Regions from separate parts of the Homo sapiens genome. Here region 2 is linked to region 1. The links are chromatin contacts, found by Hi-C in ENCODE. All regions are on one chromosome and are shown on one strand. Each heading gives the region's core, a stretch centred on a gene start or an enhancer-like site at or near the end of the contact. The rest is flanking DNA. Distances are from core to core; before and after follow the strand shown. Region 1 overlaps CFAP299 (cilia and flagella associated protein 299). Region 2 overlaps CFAP299 (cilia and flagella associated protein 299).

The links. A loop is a pair of places that touch in the nucleus more often than their neighbours do. Pooled maps may share reads with other maps.
Region 2: a loop to region 1 is called in a map with no recorded cell type, with 3 times the contacts of the local background. The contact joins two enhancer-like sites. A Hi-C loop is called at or near these places in 2 of 37 single-sample maps with no recorded cell type and 1 of 50 pooled maps.

Annotation. Positions count from the first base shown.
Region 1 is chr4:80,875,348-80,880,317 of GRCh38, forward strand. All of the region lies in intron 4 of CFAP299 (cilia and flagella associated protein 299), which reads left to right. Among named protein-coding and RNA genes, the nearest start is that of BMP3, 150 kb to the right of the region's middle. Within about 2 kb of position 1,409, at least 3 of the 41 ENCODE cell types and tissues checked have a DNase peak (open chromatin) inside an H3K27ac peak, as active enhancers do.
Region 2 is chr4:80,461,420-80,465,812 of GRCh38, forward strand. The region is part of intron 2 of CFAP299 (cilia and flagella associated protein 299); the gene reads left to right. Among named protein-coding and RNA genes, the nearest start is that of CFAP299, 130 kb to the left of the region's middle. Within about 2 kb of position 1,297, at least 4 of the 41 ENCODE cell types and tissues checked have a DNase peak (open chromatin) inside an H3K27ac peak, as active enhancers do.

The DNA of each region.
Region 1 (4,970 bases), core at 159-2,658:
AATTTTCTTTAAACTTATAAGATCTCTCATCTTGCCGGGCGCGGTGGCTCACGCCTGTAATCCCAGCACTTTGGGAGGCCGAGGCGGGTGGATCACAAGGTCAAGAGTTCGAGACCACCCTGGCCAACATGGTGAAACCCCGTCTCTACTAAAAATACAAAAAAAAATTAGCTGGCCATGGTGGCAGGTGCCTGTAATCCCAGCTACTTGGGAGGCTGAGGCAGGAGAATCGCTTGAACCTGGGAGGCGGAGGTTGCGGTGAGCCAAGATCGCGCCATTGCACTCCAGCCTGGGCAAAAAGAGTGAAACTCTGTCTCAAAAAAAAAAAAAAAAAAGATCTCTCATCTCAACTGTCATCCAGAATTAAACTGCAGCTGCTTCCTCAGATGGGGCATATTTTTACTAGATTAACACAGACTTCACTAACCACATATAGTGATACCACCATCACCCTTGAGTTACTCATGCATAGTACCTGCTAGCTTCTTTTAGGCATTTGAGTTTGTGACTTCTGGTTTAAACTGCTATCTTAGATTCTAGAGGTCATATTTTCTGTTAGCCTAGTCATGATATTCTTTGCTCACCCACTACGTGTGAGTTTATTTCAGCCCTTGGTCTCCCTCAGGTTGTTCCATACCGTGGTTACAAGGTTGAACTGCGTCAGTCTGAGATGATTATGATGATGATTTAAAAACAATGATGATGTTAACTGAGCACTTACTGTGCATAGTACTAATTAATAACTAAAGCACTGTACTAAATAATTTATATATTACATATTATATATAAATATTATATATTACATTTATAAATATTATATTATATATAATATTTCATTTTCTCTTTACAACAACCTTATAGGTTAGGGACCTGATATGGTTTGGCTGTGTCACCACCCAAATCTCATCTTGAATTGTAATCCATATAATCCTCACATGTCACGGGAGGGACCTGATGGAAGGTAATTGAATCATGGGGGCAGTTTTCTCCATACTGTTCTCAGGATAGTGAGTGAGTTCTCACAAGATCTGATGGTTTTATAAGCAACTGGCATTTCCCCTGCTGGCACTCATTCTCTCTCCTGCTTTCCTGGGAAGAGGTGCCTTCTGCCATGATTGTAAGTTTCCTGAGGCCTCCCCAGCCATGTGGAACTGTAAGTTAATTAGACCTCTTTTCTTTATAAACTTCCCAGTCTTGGGTGTTTCCTTATAGCAATATAATAATGGACTAATACAAGACCTTTTTCACATTTTAACACTTAAAAAACCTGTATCATTAAAGTGTTAGCTGGCTTAACCAAAGTTATATACAGACACATACATATGTACAACCAGAAATCCAGGACCAAACAGAGATCACTGCCATTATTTTTTTTAATTCAGTACATTATTCCATTTAAGACTTTGACATGTAAAGATGTCACTTTTGACCTCAAATCCATATCCCAATCCTTCCCAGGTCATATTTTTTTTTGTCAGAAGTGTGTCTCCTGTGACAAGACCTAATTTAGGAATATTTTTCAGAACTTTAAGCAATCCTGCTGTCCACAGTTAAGACTAGGAAATTTTGGCCATCCTGTACCCACCCTTGCCACTTCCTTCTTTCATTGAGCTTGGCAGAAAACACCCCTTTGTACTTAACCAGGCTTTCATTTTCAGTCACTGTGAGTAAGAATTATAGTGTCCCCACAGCTTTGTGTGTGGAAGAGCTCTGAACAGAATTAAAAGTGACCTGTAATTGTGGTTTCAGCCTAAAAGTCTTTAGGGAAACATTGGCCCTGACTTGTTGAACCTCAGTTATGTCCCAGGATACTTTTAGAATCTACTCATATCCTCTGAACTGTGGTTCAAAAAAATTTTGTAATATCTACTTGGAATTCTTTTACAGATAAATTTAATTTTCCAATACTTAACTCATTTTAGCTTCTCTTTATTCCAAGCTAAATATTAAGTACTGTCTCTCATGGAAAATTCAGAAATAGAGCAGAGATCCCAAAAGCCATATACTGTGCATATAACCCATAAACTAGGACTAACAATTCCTACTGAATCCTTACTAGAGTATCTGTCTGTGTCATCTAATGACAGAAATTATTCATGCACAGTTTGGTCCATTGCTTTAAAAGAAAAAGTCAGAATCCCAGAGCAATCACTTGGTAGTTTCTTTAGTTGTCTAGAATGTGTTTCCTTGAAGATTGTGTCTCTGGATAAACCTTAAGTGAATAATTAGAGATCTCACAAAACCTCTAGTTTATTGACACTGACTGTGGTTAAGACAGGATTACTCTACATAAGATTTTTTCCAACTTTTTAAAATTTTTGGTCAAAAATACACAACATAAAATTTCAGTTTAACCGTTTAAAGTGTACAGTTGAGTGACATTAAATACATTCAAATTTTTGTGCAACTTTTTCAACTTTTTATTATTAATTTTTTTTAAGTTTTGGAAAAGTTCAAAGAATAGTACAATGAAGGCTAATATACTCACAACCTAGACAAAACAATTGTTAACATTTTTCCAAACTTGCTTCAATTCTCTTTTGGTATTTTGGTGTGTGTTTATTTGTGTCTATGTTTGTACTATTTGAAAGTAGCTTACAGATTTCACCTTAAAATATTTCATCTTGCGTCTCATGAGTATAAGGACATCCTCCTACATAACATCACCATTATTTTAGATAAAAATTCATAATTATTTTCTACTGTCATCTAATGTTTAGCTCATATTTAAATTTTCTTAAGTATGTCCAAAATGTATTATAGCTACTTGTGTGAATCATCATTCAATGTATAAAAATTACATTGCTTGTGTCTCTTTACTGTCCTTTTCTTTAAAAGAGCACCTCTCTCCATACTTCCCAGCCAAATATTCTTTTCTTTGTGATGACATTGACGTTTTAAAAACACAGGACCCTTGTCTTTTAGATTGTTCCACATTCTGAACTTGTCTGATTGTTTCCTTGTGGTAATATCTGACTCATTTCTCTTATCTGTGTATTTTCTTTATACTGGGAGATAACTCTAAAGGCTTCATTTTGTTCAGTATAAATATTTCTTTTAGACAAGAACTTCTCCATTACATATTGCATCATATCAGGAAGCACCTAATGTCAAGTTGTCTCATTATCAGTGATGCTCAGTTTGACCTGTTGGTTAAAGAAGACTTGCTATATCATTCCTCTAAAAAGATATATTTTCCTTTTTTAACAAAATTTAATACCTAAACTAGTATGAAATAACTTTTGTGTATTTATGTAAGCCTACTTGTTTTTCTGTTTTTTTCTTTAAAATTTACATTTTACAAGAAAGTATATTAGTAGCAAATTAACTTTGCTTTCCACAGTTATTTTCATTTAATTTTCTAAATTAGAAGAAAGGATAGTACTTGTGAAAACAGAATTTAAGTAGAGTTAAAGCTGTAAGTGGAGCTTGCAGGAATTGTACACAACTTTCAATGTAGAAATAAGCTATGCACCAAAATTAAATTGTTTATTGTTTAGAACTCAGAATCATTTTCCTTGAGATATTGTCTTATCAGAGATAGTTTGTCAGGTCATGTCACAAATTTTCAAACCCATTATTTCCATGGAAAACTTAATTTTATTTTATGTGGCAAAAATAAACTTGAGGACATTAAATAAATATTTCTACTGTCCTATAGCTTCCCTATCTCATCTCTTATGATGACTGTATCATTTGGGTTAATAAAAGAAATAAGGATGCACCATGATCATTATTCTTTAGATAACATTTCCATGGGCACCACACAATAAAATCACTAAGGTAAATGATGCTTCAGGGGACACATTTCACCCTCTGGGGCATCAGGAAATATCAGTTCCTATTCTTGGAGTACATGTAACTCAGTATATTTCAGGAAGAATTTGTGCAGTGGTCCAACATTAGCAACTTCAGTAGCCCTATAAGTCTAGTGATAATTGGAAATCTAAAATCTAGAGATGCTTAAGTACAAACCCCACAAATGAAGAGAGAAATAATTAGCTTGCTTATGGACAACAGGGTAGATGTAACAAAAATGGGACTAGATCTTAGGTCTCCTAATCCCTAGTCCAATTTTTTTTTAACATTCCAGCATGCTGTATATTTATCTATTCTTTGATTGCCTGACCATTACACATTAGAAGAATTACATGTTAATTTAGCTGTAGAAGTGACAGTATAATGTTAACTTGTTGGTTACTTGGATCTAAAAATCTCATCTCTGTATTTTCATTTGTTTTTAACACTCGGCATTTTTACTTTCAATCGAAATTTATGTTTAATTTTTATTTATTTTTTACATATTATTTTTAAAGAGTGTGAGTGAAGCAGATAAGCCCTCAAGATGTGTAATTTTAATTAATGAACATACTTTACAATCTGTTAACATGTGTATGCACCACTGTGCCAAAATTTAATGAAATGGGTTAATGGCACTTATTAAAGTTGTTCGGCTTCTCTAGTCATAACACAGAATTCAACCTTTTCCTCCATTTCTTATATTCAAATAAATAAAGTGATAAATGAGTCTAAGCATGAAAAGTCAAGTCAGTCAGAATGCCTACATACCTTCTTATTATTTCCTATAATCTGTCTTTACTATCATTCATGCATTTGGAGGTCTACAAAGTCAGACCTTTGGGATTCTATTGTTTAAATTCCAGGATAAACTGAGTACCAAAGTCCTTTGACTGTGATGCACTGTCAAGAAAGTTCAGAAAATGAACATAAAAAATGAAGAATGGGAAAAAGAAATGAGGAAAGAAAGGAGAAACAGGAGGAGGGAAGCGGGGAGAAAGGGGGGGAGAGAATCTATTCAAACAAGAAAGGAAGGAGGGAAGAGAGGATGGAAATGGCTTGAAGTTCATGAAAACACCTCCAAATTAGGAAGTCTTCTTGAATGCCTTTTGTATAAATACATGAAATGAGTTCATTTAAATAAGAATTATTGCTTTGAGAGAAGGTGGGGG
Region 2 (4,393 bases), core at 47-2,546, 410 kb before region 1:
ATTTTGGGCAAAATATATTGGGGTAAAATACTTAGATTTCTTTCAGGGCCTGCTGTCTGTCATGTTGGTATCTTACTGCTAAGGAGTGTTTGGTCAGCCTTAAGGTCTCTGTTTTAGTGTTAATTGCTGGTCATCTGCGCCTGAATTCCCAAGGGAGGAATGTATAATGAGGCATGTCTGAGCACCCATTCCCATTATGGCCTGAACTAGTTTTTCAGGTTTACTTTAGAATGCCCTTGGCTAAGGGAGTGGTCCATTCAGTTGGTTGAGGTGCTTAGAATGTTATTTTTGGTTTACAAACTTTAGGTGGTTTACCAGTTATATTCAGGGATCATCCTGTATTTCATAATGCTTCATTTTCTCATTTTCTTCAATTATTATTTTGCACTTCACTATGAACTTCCTCACTTGGACATATGGATTTGCATCCTATATCACAGAATTAGAAAAGACCTTGAAGTATGAACTTCCTCAAACTCCTGCCCACTTCCCTCCATCTATAAACATGTCTGTGTTCATCATGACCACTTTACCCCAGTTCCATGGAGGAACTCATTCTCCTTCTTCTTGAGGCTTATGACTCCGCTTGGATTCTAATCTCATTTACCAATCTAAATCCTTTGGCCATCCTGGGATTCCCAAAGGGCAGTAACCATGCTAATTTAATCCAACCTTGGATCCCCAACACTTAGTGCAGTACAAGACAAATGGGCATTCAAAACCATAGTCTCAAATGAGAAGATAAATGCGTTTTCTCTCTTGTATTTTCAACATCTTCCTTTTCACTGACACTTTCCCCTTAGTATATAGTCAGTCAATTCTCTTCTTATTAAAAAATAAATGAAGTAAATAAACCTCCCTCTACCTTTATACTCCTCTAGCTCCTGCTGTATTTATCTTCCTTTCATGAGCAACCATTCTGGCGGAGCAGACTATAGTAATCTACTCCTCTACCCACCACAGCTAGACTTATGTCCCCATTGCCCCACTAAGCTGTTCTTGCTAACGTCAACAAAGACTTTGTAGTTAATAAAAAGCTAAACCAGCACTCCTCAGGTCTTTCTCTGACAAATACAATTTTGTTGTCACTCCCCACCTCCACCCCAATATGTTTCTCTGACACAGAGTTTGGGTTTTATCTCCCTATCCCTTCCCCACCCCCATCTATTTGCCTATTAATTGCTAGTCATACTCATTTGCTTTCTTATGTCTTCATAGATTCTAAGTGATCTCATCCCACCCTTGCTTTTCCAATTTACAACAGCTCAAACCTCTGCCCAGCTTCAGATCTGTTTACCAAACCACGTGATCCAGAGATGGGTGATCTGGAGATGCTTCAAATTCAACATGTCCCAAAGGGCCCTCATTAGTCTATTACTCAGCAAAACTTCTTCCTCTTTCTAGTTTTTTTCCTCAATGAATGACAAAGTCCTAATAACAGCATATATAGGAAATTTTAGGGGATTTTTAAAAAAAATCATATTACTTCAGTCTAGAATATTGGAGAATGAGATAGTAAGGGCAGGACAGGAGAAGTTGACCCCTCAAGACAACAGAATCAGGACTAGATGAATACCCAAATGAAACTGAAAGTAGAATGAGAACTATGAACATCGTCTTGTTTTGTAGTTGCAAATATTTGAAAAGAAATTGCCTGCTTCCCCAAAACAGTGATTGGGGCAGAAGAAAACTCTAAAACCTGTTTCTGGGCAACATTCAATCAAATAAAATGATTTTTTTTTTTAATTTTAATGTCTTTTTAACACAAGACTTATTAAAACTTTTATAAAACAAAGGAAACATCAGCCTAAACACTCAAGAAGAGAAATACTTTAAAAATCACCTATAGCAAATGGCTATTTTAAAAAACACTACATGAGAATGAGTCAGTTAAGAATGAATGCTGCAAAATTACACAAAGAAAGAACATATCATCAAAGGATCCTCTGTGAAGAATTTTATGAACAAAAAATGATATTAATGTGATTACATATAAATATTTAGTTGAAATGATCCTAGGTCCTTCTAGTTCTTCATATATTATATGTATTAGTCTGTTTGGGCTGCCGTAACAAAATACTACACAGTCTGGGTAACTTAAATAACAGACTTATTTTTATACAGTTCTGGTGCATAGACGTCCAAGTTCATGGTGCAGTTAGGGTTCGTTTTTGGTGACACCTTCTTCCTGGCTTGTAGATGGCTGCCTTCTTGCTGTGACCTCACATGGTCTCTTCTAAAATTGGTACCAGTCTTATCAGATTCGGGTCCCAACCTTATGACCTTATTTAACCATAATTTCCTCCCTAAAGGCCCTATCTCTAAATAAGGTCACATTGGTGGTTAGAGCTTCAACCTATGAATTTTGGGGCCCACAATTCAGTCCATAACATTATACTAGACAGAGGGGAAGTTCACTGAAGTCATGTTTTCCTATAAGTAAGAAATATTATTACTCCATGTATAACTTCACATGCACAAACGTTCAAGCTCTGCCAACTGGACCCGCTCTTCATTATCCACAAAAGTCTGCAACATTTCATTTCTAAAGTTAAAACTGATTTTAAATAGAAATGCATAAAAGTATCCATATTCAGCCAAAATCATGTTATTTTTGGCTGTCTTTGACTAAATAACAAGAAAACTCATTTTGACTTTATTTTGTAAATTTTTTTTTTAAATGCACTCTCCAATCAAGAACTTCTATGCCAAGTTTAAGCCTGAAACAAATGTTAAGACCAAATTATAACTCCCCAAAAATGTGGAAGTTTGCTAGATCCTTAACATCACTGTACCGCCAATTGCTTGCTGCAATATTTACTTACATTGCTAGGACTGAAGCTAAAGGAAATGGAACTCAGTTGCATAATTCAAGGCACATTAAACTAGATGCTATATTTTCTATGGATTTTACTCTTTTGTGCTTCTACTAAGAAAATGGATGTTTTTACCTGGAAGTAAGAAAAGATGACATTCACTGGCCATTCAAAACATTGAAATGCTAACTGGTATAGCCATGAGTGTCTTTTAATTTTCCAGTTTTTAAAACTTTGCTTCTAACATTTCAGAGCTTTACAGATGGAGTATCTCATCCAGGATTCCAAACTTCAAAGGCTTAAAAAATAAACTGCAAACTAGCAAACTTCTCATTTTTGTTTTACTTCTGTTATTTTTCTAACCTTTCCTTTTAAACACACTCTTTCTTGCTCTTGCCATTTGTAGATAAAGTTAGTAGTATTAAAATAATTCATTTTAATAAATTCTAAATGTGTTCAGCTTTCTGTGAGTTGGACCAAATGACATACAACCTGTAAACTCCAGAAATTTTATAGCTTCTTGTACCTTGTCATAATATTTTGACATCTAGTGAGCTTTATATTAAAAAAGTATCTGGAATATTATTAATTAATAGAAAAACAAGGATCCTGTGAATTTCAGTGAATATTTTTATGTCTTTTATTTTTAAGTTATTTAATATTCTACTCTGACAGGATTTTTCTCCTCTTCTATAAGAATAATGCTTTACGAATGGTATTAAAGTTATAAATTATTTTATAATTCCAGTTAAAATTAACTTTCCATGGCTTACTTGTTTTAAGGAATTAATCAAATTTTAGTTATAATTTATATAAGGATAAATGTTATAATTCTTGGGCATGTGTAGAATATAATTCTTCTGTGTGGAACCTATTAAATAATCCCAGTTGTTTTTTTTAAATTACTACCCTTTTCATTGTATGTATTCAACCTGCTTCCCAGCAGATGCAAGTCAAGAAAACAGAAAAATAGAATTTGACATTTCTACTTTATATGATACTGTAATTTGGATAACTCAATTAAAAATGCTAGAAAACTCATAAGTAAACAAATCAAATAAAAACTTCTAAACAGAACTACAGACTAAGCTGGCAGGAGAGGAGGGTGATGTAAGTGAGGTTCCTTTTGTTCAGGAGTCTCAGAGCCCTGGAATGCCAGAGAAAAGAAGGGCAGGGTTTGTCACCTCAGACAAGAGGGAGAAGGTTGCAGAGGGTTATAGAGGCAGATTCCACAATGCCCCACAGATCCCAGGAGCAACCTGCAGTTATGTACTGTGGGGAGCGGTGAGGGACCCATGCATGTGCTACAACTTCCTATATTCTTCACTAGCCTTCCATCTTGTGCACATTCTAAAAACTCTTGCTATATTATGAGAAATTAAAATAGGTCCTTGGCCTCCCAAACCCCTATGTACCCCATGCCCTGGAAGAGTGAAAGAGAAAAAAACCAAAAGAGAAATAGAATGACATACAATAAAAAACTAAACCAAACAGACCAAACACACAAACATAAGGAATCACAAACTTCCAACACATTTTGGAGCTTGTCCTCAACATTTTAACACTCTTTGAGCTGT